3 separate regions of the Homo sapiens genome follow, and all the other regions are linked to region 1. A link is a loop called in an ENCODE intact Hi-C map of the cell type or tissue named here. Cell type or tissue: B cell. All regions are shown on one strand. Each heading gives the region's core, and the rest is flanking DNA. Links, peaks and the distances in the headings are about the cores only. Region 1 has its middle 3.9 kb from the start of LNCARGI. Region 2 overlaps TM9SF2 (transmembrane 9 superfamily member 2). Region 3 overlaps UBAC2 (UBA domain containing 2).

Region 1 (4,111 bases), core at 963-3,462:
TCCTGGCTGATGTCAGAGGGCCCGAGTTCCGATAAGCCGCTGTTTGCTAACGTAGGTCTACACAGGTATAACCGCGGGCCCTGAGTCAGGTGAAAGGCCTGATGTCTGCGGGAAGCTTAGTGGGTTTTTATGTGAAAAAAGAAAAGTCTTACGCCATTGGCTGTCTTTCAGCAGGGCTGTTAGAAACGCACCTGGCTCAACAGCACCAAGAGGATGATGAAAGTAAGTCCAGTCTGGGAGTTCCGTGAGGGATTGGCAGCCAGTCTTCACATTTTAAATACATTTTACTTATTAACTGGAAATGCCTTGGGGAACTCTGGCAAGCATGCAGGGACCCCATTCTCTCCACCCCTCTCAGCTCACTGTTTCTTCATTGCTGGGCCTGTCTCTGCCTCCAGCTGGGCTCCACTTTTTTTATTTTTATTTTTATTTTTATTTTGAGACAGGGTCTCAATCTGTTGCCCAGGCTGGAGTGCAGTGGCAGGACCATGGTTCACTGCAGCCTCAACCTCCTGGGCTCAAGCCCAGCTCAGTCACTGGGACAACAGGTGCGCGCCACCATGTGGGCTCCAGTTTAACACGTCCAAACCTCCCTGTACCTTTGGGAAAGTCCAGGCAATTTCTTGGTTTCCCAAATAAGAGTCACTGACGGCCAAAACTCCTTTATCCTTCCCATTGGGGCATTTCCCCTACCATGGTCCACACTGCCTGCCTGACATTGTTAATGAATCCTTCGTGGGCCTAAGCCTGGCAGAGCAGGGCAGGTAGGGATTCCGGAGGTGCAGGTTTTGCTCTTACCTGGCAGAGTAGCTTCCCATTCTGGGCTTCAGTTTGCTCCTCTGCAGGATGAGGATCATAATAACAGCTCCTCAGAGGTCCTTTGTGAATATTAAGGGAGTCACATGTGTATAAACTGTGTCTGGGGTACAATAAATGCTAAAGGTCCCTTCCCTTCCATCCCTTTCCTCCCCCTTGATGGCAGGACTGTGGCTCCGCCTCCTGTCTCCCCTCCTCACCAAGCGCAGTGCTATGCACACACTGAGATCTGAATACAAACGTGCTGATGAATGGATTCCCTGACCTCAGCATGCACCCCATCGTGTATCACTCACCTGTATCTGCCTCAGCTGGGACTGGCTTTGATGAATGTGAATCTTTAAACTATAATAATTCATGCTCTTGTAGAAAGCATGGCACATGTTTGCAAACACAAAGAAGAAAATAAATATAGTCAAGACCACAGAGTCTGTGTTCCTCAACTGCCTTGAGCTCTCCATGATAATTGTCCCAGAGCATTTTAGAGTAACCGCTTGGCTTCTCAAGGCTCCAAGAAAAAGAATTTCTTTATAGCAGAGCTACATTTAATAGCTTTTTATCTTACAACAGATGAAGTACCTGTATATACCAGGTCCTGTCTCACACTTCTGCCCTGTGAACAATAAAAATCTCCTCCTGCACCAGAAACACTATTGTGAAAGCTGCCTGGATACTTCGGCCTCTCAGCTGACAATGAGTACCTTTTAACCCAGGTTGATAATTCAGAGAAAAGAATTTCTCAAGGCTGGGTGCGGTGACTCACACCTGTAATCCCACACTTTGGGAGGCTGAGGCAGGAGGATCACTGGAGCCCAGGAATTCAAGACCAGTCTGGGCTACAAAACTAGACCTTGTCTCTACTAAATAAATAAATTAGCCAGGCTTAGTGGCATGTGACTGTAGTCCCTGCTACTCAGGAGGCTGCGGTGGAAAGATTGCTTGGGCCCAGGAGGTTGAGGCTGCAGTGAGCTGTGATCACGCCACTGCACTCCAGCCTGGGCGACAGAATGAGACTGTCTCAATAAATAAATAAGTAAATAAAGTATTTTGGTCCTGAGAATATCTGCTTCTCTGTGCAATTTTTCTTCATCGTGTTTATGCTGTGCACTCCACTCTGAAATATACTAAATACCTAGAATATATTATATGGGCATATGTACATATGATGTGTGTCTGTATATATGCATGTATGTACCCACAGGTGCTTGCATGCACACATGTGTGCACACACACACAGACACACACAAACATGCACACTCACACACAGACACACACAAACACACACAGAGCCACGCACAGACACACAAACACACAGACACACAGTCACACGCACACACATAGATACACACATAGACACACACACACACACACACAGACCCACAGACACACGCACACACACACAGAGCTTCACTCAGAGCCCAGCAGATATGCAATAAATTACAGCTATTTTTATTATTGATGCTTCCGATGACAGTCTGGACTTTAGAACCCTGTTCCTGGGGCTCCAGGAAGGCGGACCCCAAGACGCCTAGGAGCGCCGCCTGCTGCGGACGCAAAACCTGCGCCCCCCAGCGGACGCTCTGGGTTCTTGCTCATAAAATAAATCAAACTCGTGCCTGCGCCTCCTTGTGGTGGGAAGGGAGCATGACGCGGTGACTGGCCCGGGCGCTGACAGTTTCCTTGCTGTGATGTCAGCCCCCGCCGCAGATGTGGTTACCCCCACGCTTTCTGCTGGCTGACTGGTATTCATGAGCATAATATAACATTAGCTATATAGCGGGCGCTGTGCTAAGGAAGCCCTTTCCAAACCCCATCTCATGAAATATTTATGACAACGCTATTGTGTAACTATTGTTAGCATTGCCATGTAAAGAGCAGAGAGCCACAGCTCAGAGAGGTTGAGTTGCCGGTCCAGAGTCACGCAGCACAGAGGAAATGGGTATAGGACTTAACCCCAGGCCAGGCCCACTCTCTGAGCCACTTACCCTCTGCACGAGTACCACCAGGTATGGTTAGAGTGGCCTGTCTTAAACGCAAGATCCATGCAGGCCCCTTTGAAAGAAAATACTTTCTTGTGAATTAAAAAAAATAAAAATAAAAAAATAAAAGGAGACTTCAGTTTGAGAAACTGCATTAAAAATAAAACCCTGCAAGGGCAGGAGATCGGCAGGCACATCCCACCATCAACACAACACGGGCCTGACCCTGCAAGCATCGTGCTTCCCTAGAACGCACCATCCAGTTGGTCCAAAAAAAGACCTACTCATTTTTTAAGATTATCATGGACTTGAAAACATCACCAAATTTAATTCCCGAAGGACATGTGACAAGGCACCACCTTCCTCCCTCCACTCTGCCAAGCATTTTTAATGGGCCTTGGTGTAATAAACCCTAGTCTAGAATATGGGAAAAGAATAAAGTCATAGGTGTCACTTTGTCCAGTTAATAGTGATCATAATCACACTTCTGGTTGGCTAGTCCTTTAATCTTCCATTTATAAAAATTCCCTTAATATCCACATGCAGAAGAATGAAATGCCTCTTATCTCACACCATATACAAAAATCAACTCAAAATGGATTAAAGACTGAAACATAAGACCTGGAAGCTGTAAAAGTACTAGAAGAAAATATAGGGGGAAATCTTTATGATGTTAGTCTGGGCAATGATTTCTTGGATATAACCCCAAAAGCACAGGAAACAACAGTGGAAATAGATAAACAAAACTGCATCCAATTAAAAGGCTTCTGTGGAGGAAAGGAAACAACAGAGAGAAGAGATAGCCTACAGAATAGGAAAAAATATTGTAAACCCATGCATCTGATAAGGGGTTAACATCCAAAATATATTCGGAACCCAAACAACTCAATAGTAAGAAAAGAAATAATATGATTTGAAAAATGGGCCAAGGACCTGAATAAACATTTATCAAAAGAAAGCATACAAATGGCCAACAGGTCTATGAAAAATTGTTCAACATCACTAATCATTAGAGCAATGCAAATTAAAGCCACAGGGAGCACCACCTCACACCTGTTAGAAAGGCTATTACCAAAGAGATGAAAGATGTGTTGGTGAGGATGTGGACAAAAAGGGAACCCTTGCACACTCTTGGTGGAAACGTAAATTTGTACAGCCATAATGGAAAGCAGTATGGAGGTTCCCAAAAAATGAAAAATAGAATGGATATGATCTGGCAATCTCACTACTAGGTATATATCCAAGGACAACAAAATCAGTATCTTGAAAAGATACCTGCATTCCCATATTTATTGCAGATACTTGTTGCCCTCTTC
Region 2 (4,111 bases), core at 488-2,987, 110 kb after region 1:
CAGCGTCTGTTTCTTTATCTAGAAATACCCACCTTATGGGATTGTTGTGAGGATTAAAGGACATCATGGGACAGAATATTTGAGGACATTGTCTGGCACATAAGAGTGTTCAGAAACAGAAGCCGCTGTTGTTGCTATGACTTTATTATTATCCCCTTCAAACATGATTCAAAACTTTTATCTAGAGTTGTTCATGTTGCCATAACTCTCCTTTTCCTATTGCTGTCTGATCTTTTTGACACTCACTAATTTACTGAGTAAAGTTGTTCTTCAGTAAATTTCTTGAGGGCACAAGCCAGTCCTTTGTTGTGGCAGTGATTTGGGCACAGTAGTTATTTCATAATATTGACCATGTACCAAAAAATTCTAGTTCTAAACAGACTATGAAACTGTATTATGATAAGTATATAATGTTATTTATCTACTGGAGGGAAACATGAAAGAACACAGTTCATTGAATTTGTTGGATTTCAGATAGCTTTCATTTTGATTTTGATCAAGACTGTTTTAATGTTACTCAATAAACAGTTTTTAAAAGAGTTTTACTGTTCCTAGGATTAAGCTACAGATTACTCATGATGTGCTTATTTCTACAGCATTATGAATTCCCTGGTCATTGTTCTCTTCTTATCTGGAATGGTAGCTATGATTATGTTACGGACACTGCACAAAGATATTGCTAGATATAATCAGATGGACTCTACGGTAAGTGGAAACATTTTAGTCTTTAGTCTGCCAAGGACACTGTTTATTGTTATTTTGCAAAAAGGTAAAATAATAGCTTTAGAATCTGCTTTTAAAACATTCTTCAAAAAACAAAAACAAAAACAAAAAAATTCTTCTCAAAAGTTATCTTGAATTCACATTTTCAAATAAGAAAGTGATACTTAAGAATTAATATTCTTGGCTGGGCGCGGTGGCTCACACCTGTAATCCCAGCACTTTGGGAGGCCGGGGTGGGCGGATCACCTGAGGTCAGGAGTTCAAGACCAGCCTGACCAACATGGTGAAACCCCATCTCTCCTAAAAACACAAAAATTAGCTGGGTGTGGTGGTGGGGACCTGTAGCCCCAGCTACCTCGGGAGGCTGAGGCAGGAGAATTGCTTGAACCCAGGAGGCGGAGGCTGCAGTGAGCCAAGATCGTGCCACTGCACTCCAGCCTGGCAACAGAGCAAGACTCTGTCTCAAAAAAAAAAAAAAAAAATAGAAATGGAGTCAGCACAGCCTTGGGAGCTGACCTGTTCACAGCCTCCTGTGTGGGAATGGACTGGTGCAGCGTGGGGTGTAGGTGCACAGTTACAACTCTGTAAGGTTTCTCCATCCCTGACACATACCTGTTTGTGAAACCACAAAGTTGAATGGAATAACTCCTAAGCAATTTTTATTTGTGTGGTTAATTTTTTAAAATTAATCTTAACAAATTTGTATCATTTCAACCTTTTGATATATTTAAAATAATTGCATGTTCCAGCCTCTTTAGTCTCAAACTTTTTAAGTTGCACAGTGTTACACATTTTCTACTCTTCATTTCATGGCAGCATAATAAAAGAATTTTCACAAGAATCACAGTAATTTGGAATGAATGCAAAAAACTCAGGTTTTTATTGTATTCTCTTCCCCCAGCTTCTTCAGCCTCCTGTCCCCCAACCTCTCTGACCTGTTCTGATTGGGGAAAATATATATGAATATTCATAAGCTTTTAACGTTTGTACTCTATAGTCTCTTTCCTATGATTTTTATTGATTTTATGTCTTATTAAATATTAAAATGATTTTAAAATACTCTGTTTATAATTGGCTGTTCCACATAATTGCTGTTAATGGAGTTTTATCTTAATTTGCACAGCGTTGCCATGTGGAACCAGGCCAGTGGTGACTCTGCTTCCACAACCCTGTCCTACTTCCCATCTCTTAGCACAGCAGTCAGAGTGAAACTGCTCAAACAGAAGTCAGATCATTTCACTCTTGAGCACGGCCCTCCAGGGACTTCTGTTCAGTCAGAGCAAGAGTCAGAGGCTTTACAGTGGCTTCTAAGGCCCCACGTTACCTCAGCACTCTGCTGCACCTGTGCCGGCTACCTTGCTGTTCCTCAGACCAGGCAGACATAGGTTTCCACCTCAGAGCCTTCACGAAGCTCACTGTTTTATCTGCTAAGAAGGTCTGCCCCTCATTTACATGGCTAGTTCCCTTACCTCCCTCCGATCTTTACAAAATGTGATCTTCCCATTGAACCCCTCCCAGCCATCACATATGTTACATCCTGTCCTGCACACACCCATACATCCTGTTTTTCTGTACAGCGCTTATTACCATCTAATGTACAGTATACTTTCCTGACTTATTTTGTTTATTGTCTGCCTTCCCAATGAGATCATGTACTCCTGAGAGTAGGAATTTTTCTGTTACACTCACTGTGGTATCTGGTGTTTTAAACAGAGCCGAGCTTATAGTTGGTGCTCAATGAATGTTTACATCCATGCTTACTGTATTAGCAAAGTAGCTAGAATATGAGAGCTAATGCCATTTGCTTATTGTGGAGATCATTAAGAGTAGGATGAAGAGGATAGAATGTGACTAAAAATCGTCATCAAGTCAGATCACAAAGCTTGACTTAGAGTAGAATTAGGTAGCAATCACATTGTCTTTGTAAAGTTTCTCAATAAGTATATTTGTAGACCTTAATGTCATAAATTTAAGAAACTGACATATAAGACAGTTCAGCAAAGCCATATTAAGCTCCATGAGTCAAGCTGTATTCTTCAAAATTGAAATAGGTACTAACATTTTTAAGTTTAAAAAAAACCTGTTTTCTGTAACAGCATATTCAACAGTGAACAAACTGTCTATAGTTGTCTTGTTGATACCATGAGACAATCGAACTGATTTCATTCCCCTTTTAGGAAGATGCCCAGGAAGAATTTGGCTGGAAACTTGTTCATGGTGATATATTCCGTCCTCCAAGAAAAGGGATGCTGCTATCAGTCTTTCTAGGATCCGGGACACAGATTTTAATTATGACCTTTGTGACTCTATGTAAGTGTTAACTGAAAATTTTCAAGTAGAAAATACTTTCTAAATACAGTAATTGCTTAAAAACCAGTTTTTCTGGCCGGGCATGGTGGCTCATGCCTGTAATCCTAGCACTTTGGGAGGCCAAGGCGGGTGGATGACAAGGTCAGGAGTTTGAGACCAGACTGGCCAATATAGTGAAACCCCGTCTTTCTACTAAAAATACAAAAACTGGGCATGGTGGCAGGTGCCTGTAATCCCAGCTACTTGTGGGGCTGAGGCAGTAGCTTGAACCTGGGAGGCGGAGGTTGTAGTGAACTGAGATTGCGCCACTGCACTCCAGCCTGGGTGACAGTGCAAGACTCCATCTCAAAAAAAAAAACAAAAAACACCACAGTTTTTCTAAGTGGGTAGGTAAGCCAGATTATTTCTGAGCATCCTTTAGGTTCTCAAAATCTAAGTGACTTGGGGCAGGTTTAGTTGCACCCAAAGACTGACTCTTGGTTTCTCCCTTCAGCTCTTCCTAGACCAAGCCTTTGTCAGGGAGGCACTGGGCTGGAGATGAACAGGTCCTTAAGACCATCAGCATCTGAGTCTAAACAGCCCAGAACTGGGACCATTTAGGGTCTCTTTTACCCAGGCATCGTGGGCAGGCACAGTCTGGTTAGGGTTCCAGGATATTCTTGGCTTCCACGGAGGGAGGAGGGTGGGAAAAGAAGGGATGGGGCAGGAAGCACTGTGTAGATCCTTCTCATCTGGGGAGGATTTGGGAAGCAGGATCTCTCTCCTCTAGGGAAAGCGAGTGTGTAGGAAAGACCTTCCTTCCTCCATAAAAAGATTCTCTTCTTTGAGCTACCTCAGCGACTTCAGAAATTGTATTTAAATTTTTGCCAACTAGGACAATTTTTTTTTTTAAATAAATGTTCCTTAGAGGTATTGATAGCCACAGGGATTGTTCTGAAACTACCTCTGGGTATATGTTAATTCCACTGTCTTCCAGTTTCCTTAATTGGAAGATAAAAAAGGTTTATGAATAGAATTTTCTAAATTTTACCTTTATTTAATGTATTTTACTTTATTGATGCCTGCTACTGATAAATAG
Region 3 (4,111 bases), core at 1-2,500, 49 kb before region 1:
AAATGAGCAACGATGTATCAAATTGATGCAAATTTAGATGTTGATACTTACAATAAAGTTTTTAATGTGTTTTACTCTTCAGTATTTTTCTATCAGACTTGTACAAATAAAGCCTTGTTCCAGGCTATACATATTTACCAGTCAACCAAATCCTCCGCACTGCTCGTCTTTCTTCAGACGACTGGGTGCTCATTTGAAGTGAGTGAAGTGCTTTTGTTCCTGTAAGTAGCACTGCCCACAGTGGCATTACCTGTGCAAACCTGGAAGCTCGGCCTCACTGAGGCTGCCTGGGGCCACTAGCTGCTCAGAGGGGGGTCGAGGTGACTTTCTTGGAGCCCAGCTGGTCCCACGCACAAGCCCCTCCTTGAATCTGAATTGCGCCATCTCGGGTTGCAAGGAACAGTTGATGGTGGTGGAGATGTCCCTGACTTCATTCCCTAACTAGGCCACAGTCAACACCTCCTGAGTGCTGAGCAAAGCCGTGTGTGTCTGACCTCTGAGGCAAACCAAAATCCACTCTCTGTGTTCCCCGTGCAAAGGAGCACAGGCAGAGAACACCCAAAAATACACCCCCTCCTCCATGCTACCCCTTTAAACAGCACCTAGCCAAGTAAAACCAAACCAGAGGCAAAGGTATCCCTTGGAGACGGGGGCAGCAAATAGCCCCTTTGCAAGTAGCTAATTAGAGGCCTTGATTCACACTTGCCAGCTGTTCTTGAGTGTTTGCTAATCAGGATTCCCTTTGGAATGAGATTGTATTTTGGAGACCTTTGTCCTGCCCACAGGAACCTCAGTGACCCTCTATGTTGGTTGTTTAGAGAGTAGAGGATTGAGGACCTAAATAGTGGCAGAGCTGGGAGACAACTACAGGCTTGGTTTGTTCTCTTTAGTTCTTTCAGCCTCTTTCCCAGTTCCTTACAGCTGCCAAGTCCTCGCCTTTGCAGTGGTGGCCCGTGGTTCTCCATCCTTGTCATGCAACTACCAGGCCACTCTCCCTCCATCACCACCCTCTGGACACACACACACACACACACACACACACACAACACGCCTGCCTTTTCACGCTTGACCATGTTTTCTGTCTTACTGGGGTTCGCGTTGCTCACCCACTCTTGCTTCCTGCAAATATTGACACAAAAACATCTACACAGACATTCCCCGCAGAAGTTTGAATACCTGAGAGCTTCCACACCTCTTGTCAAGACACTGGGACTCTTTTTTCAGGCCGATGGCACCCCCAAGGAAGACCTGCGGAGCCATCCCAGCCAGAGGAGGGCGCCAGTGAGCCACTTGACTGGGCTTCCTGAGGTCTAGAAAAGGTTTAGCCTTTTGATTTTGTGCACGTGGTAACAGATGGGGCTTAATTTTTGGGTGAGCAGATTCTAGATTGTGAATTGAGAAGGTAAGATTTTCCATAGTGACCCCCTGCTCCTGACATTAAGGAAAGCCTGCCTGTGAAGTTCTGATTTGTAAAGCTAGGGTGAGTTTGGGTTAGAAAGGTGGAGATGTTAGGGAAATTGAGTACAAAATTGTGAACACATTCCAGTGTCATTTAGAATATTCTGTGAGTCCCTGAGTTTACGTTCCTACAATTGTTCTTAAGTTGAAATGGAAGTGTCTAAAACCATAGACTTAAGAATTTTATCTTAACCTGAGAGCTTACCTGATACTTAATTTGTGAGAATCAGGAGTATTTTCTTCGCTTCCAAGTTCCCCTAACCAATAGTGTTTTTGTAAAGGGGTGGACCAAGAACGCCAAAATGGGCTTTACAGCTCAGACTAAAATTCCAGCTCTGAGACTGAAATCTTACACATGATAAAAATTGCCAGAAGCATGTGAATTTATAACCTGCCAATACAGCCCTGTCTGATGGAGAAACAACCCCACTAGCTACATTGTAACAATGCCACGGATAGACTTGGGGTTCAGGTAGAAGGGCTGGACAATGCCATGAATAGACTTGGGGTTCAGGTAGAAGGGCTGGGGGAAGTGATCACTGGATGTTGGAAATCAATCTGAACAGAGGCGGGGACTAGAGAGTCAAATCACAAGTCTTGCTCTTGGGATGATGGAGTAAATTGATGACCAGGAATTAGGAGAGAGGAGGGCTGGGGATGGAACCCTGAGGAACTCGGCATCTGGAGTGGAGGAAGAGGTGGAGAGGTGGCAGGAGTATCAGGAGAGGGCAGCCCAGGCTGGGATGTGGGAGTGTCAAGGATTGGGGGGCGGCACTACTGCTGGGAAGGGCCTGGGCGAGGGCAGAGTGGTGGCGGCTTCCAGAGGAAATGTAAAGACTAGTGAGAAAGCGGAGGTGGGGCACAGGCTCAACCAGGGCACTTGGCAGTGGGGAAGGGGAGAGCCAGGGACAGGGACCGTGAGATCCAGGCCCAGAATGGGGTGCACTCAGGAGCCACGAAGCGGGGCACCGCAGAAACCGGAAGCATCCTTCATTCAGTCCCCTGGAACTAGAGGAAGGAGAAAATGAAGGTCGAAGTGAGGACCGAAGGCGAGGAAGCTCCTGTCCTGGAGTCTCTAGCTCCCTAAGAGGAGGGCCTGGGGGCTAACAGAGAGCAGATGGACGTCTTCAAATGAGAGAAACACGAAGGATCTACATTGGCTAGAAACAATAGCTTTGGCCTCTTTTTTATTTTATTTTACTTTATTTTATTTTTGTTTTGAGACACAGTTTCACTCTTGCCCAGGTTGGAGTGCAGTAGTGCCATCTTGGCTCACTACAACCTCTGCCTCCCAGGTTCAAGCAATTCTCCTTCCTTAGCCTCCCAAGTAGCTGGGATTACAAGCGCACACCACTACACCCAGCTAATTTTTGTATTTTTAGTAGAAACGAGGTTTCACCATGTTGGCCAGGCTGGTCTTGAACTCCTGACCTCAGGTGACCCGCCCCTCGGCCTCCCAAAGTGCTGGGGTTACAGGTGTGAGCCACCGTGCCCGGCCCTCTTTTGTTCATTAACTGCAGTGTTGTGGTCTGCTGAACCCCCTGCCTAATGGGAATTTCAAATATCCTAGAAATTTACACAGTGCCAAGAAACTAGCTGGAATGTGTAGGCCCCTTATAGCCAGTCCATAATTCTCAGGGAAGTTGATCAGTTCTGTGACCTTTCTGGAATGTTCTGTGTGAGCTGCCCTGGGAGTCTGAGTAGACTTGGAGTGGGAGGGAAGAAAGTAACCCAGGTCTGTGGAGGAGTAGGGGAGAGAGGTCTGCAATAGGAATCTTCCCAGACTAACACCAGCAAATCAAGTTACGACCCACCATGGTCCTCACCCGGACACAAAAATCGTTTAGGGACAGGGGCTGTCCCCAAATGGCCAGACCCACAGATTCCGGGGCCTCCAACTTCACCACAGCGAAACAGAAGAAGCAGCAACAGTCCTGCGTGAGCTCCACGCAGAAGGACTGGAGAAACCCTCCAGAATCGCACTTGGCCCAGGCACGGGGGGCTCTCCCCAATCTGACGGCACCCTTGCCCAGCAGCCCCTTCTCCCCAAGGGGCCGTCTGTTCTGAAACATAGGGGGCTCGCAGGTTTGTAGAATGTTGGAACTAGAGAGTGTTTATCTGGTGTAGCCCACCTCTTCAGGTGAGGAGACAGATCAGAGAAGGTGCCAGGGTAACTTGGCCGGGATCCCGAGGGCCATGATGGACTTGAGGCAAAGTCAGCTCCCTGGGCCAGGCCTGTCCTCAGCCCTCCCCTGGCTGCTTCGGGCCTCCCCTCAACCTGGGCAGTGGGAGGAGAGCAAGAAGGTCCCCAGGGTTGGCCCTCAAATTCCTCTTGGGACTGTGCTGCTCCCTCATCCCACCCACGCCATGCCCAGCAGCACCCATGGCTCCTCTCAGGCCAGCCCTCCTTGCTGTCTGCGCAAGAAGGGAACCCAGAGGGATGTGGCAGCGAAACTCAGGCCCGATTCTCCCCTGGGGCCAGAGTTTTCTTCCAAACCCACTACATCTGCCTGAAGCCATGTCCACCTGGCTGTCACCACAGACAGAATGGGAGACTCGGGCCTTGTAATCAAAGGTGCTCTCCTGCCACTGAGGAAGGATGGTGGCCCCGTGACATGCTAAAGTGGGCTGGTGGTGACACAGTGTCTCCTGA

Evidence for each region. Peaks named below come from ENCODE experiments on the same cell type or tissue, not always from the same donor. Only the 100,000 strongest peaks of a DNase experiment are listed, where the experiment ranks them.
Region 2: it touches region 1 in a loop (2.8-fold over the local background); 3 of 110 quality-filtered maps call a loop at or near these places.
Region 3: a loop joins it to region 1, with 17 times the contacts of the local background. A loop is called at or near these places in 29 of 110 quality-filtered maps.

What each region holds. Positions count from the first base shown.
Region 1 is chr13:99,434,640-99,438,750 of GRCh38, forward strand. No RefSeq gene overlaps it. Among named protein-coding and RNA genes, the nearest start is that of LNCARGI, 3.9 kb to the left of the region's middle. RefSeq lists an enhancer at 2,314-2,463. In B cell, for the core only: CTCF peaks have their summits at 2,411 (motif pointing left) and 2,613; a DNase peak (open chromatin) is centred at 2,442; H3K4me3 peaks cover 453 bases.
Region 2 is chr13:99,540,963-99,545,073 of GRCh38, forward strand. It overlaps TM9SF2 (transmembrane 9 superfamily member 2), which reads left to right. Exons shown (of 17, transcript NM_004800.3): 9 at 597-705; 10 at 2,901-3,033. Among named protein-coding and RNA genes, the nearest start is that of LINC01039, 34 kb to the right of the region's middle. RefSeq lists a silencer at 1,869-1,938 and an enhancer at 2,289-2,348. In B cell, for the core only: no CTCF peak of the experiment used is centred there; a DNase peak (open chromatin) is centred at 2,039; H3K4me3 peaks cover 600 bases; H3K27ac peaks cover 2,500 bases.
Region 3 is chr13:99,386,355-99,390,465 of GRCh38, forward strand. UBAC2 (UBA domain containing 2) reads left to right here. Exons shown (of 9, transcript NM_001144072.2): 9 at 1-150. Among named protein-coding and RNA genes, the nearest start is that of MIR623, 32 kb to the left of the region's middle. In B cell, for the core only: CTCF peaks have their summits at 1,271 (motif pointing right) and 1,471; a DNase peak (open chromatin) is centred at 1,277; H3K27ac peaks cover 2,446 bases.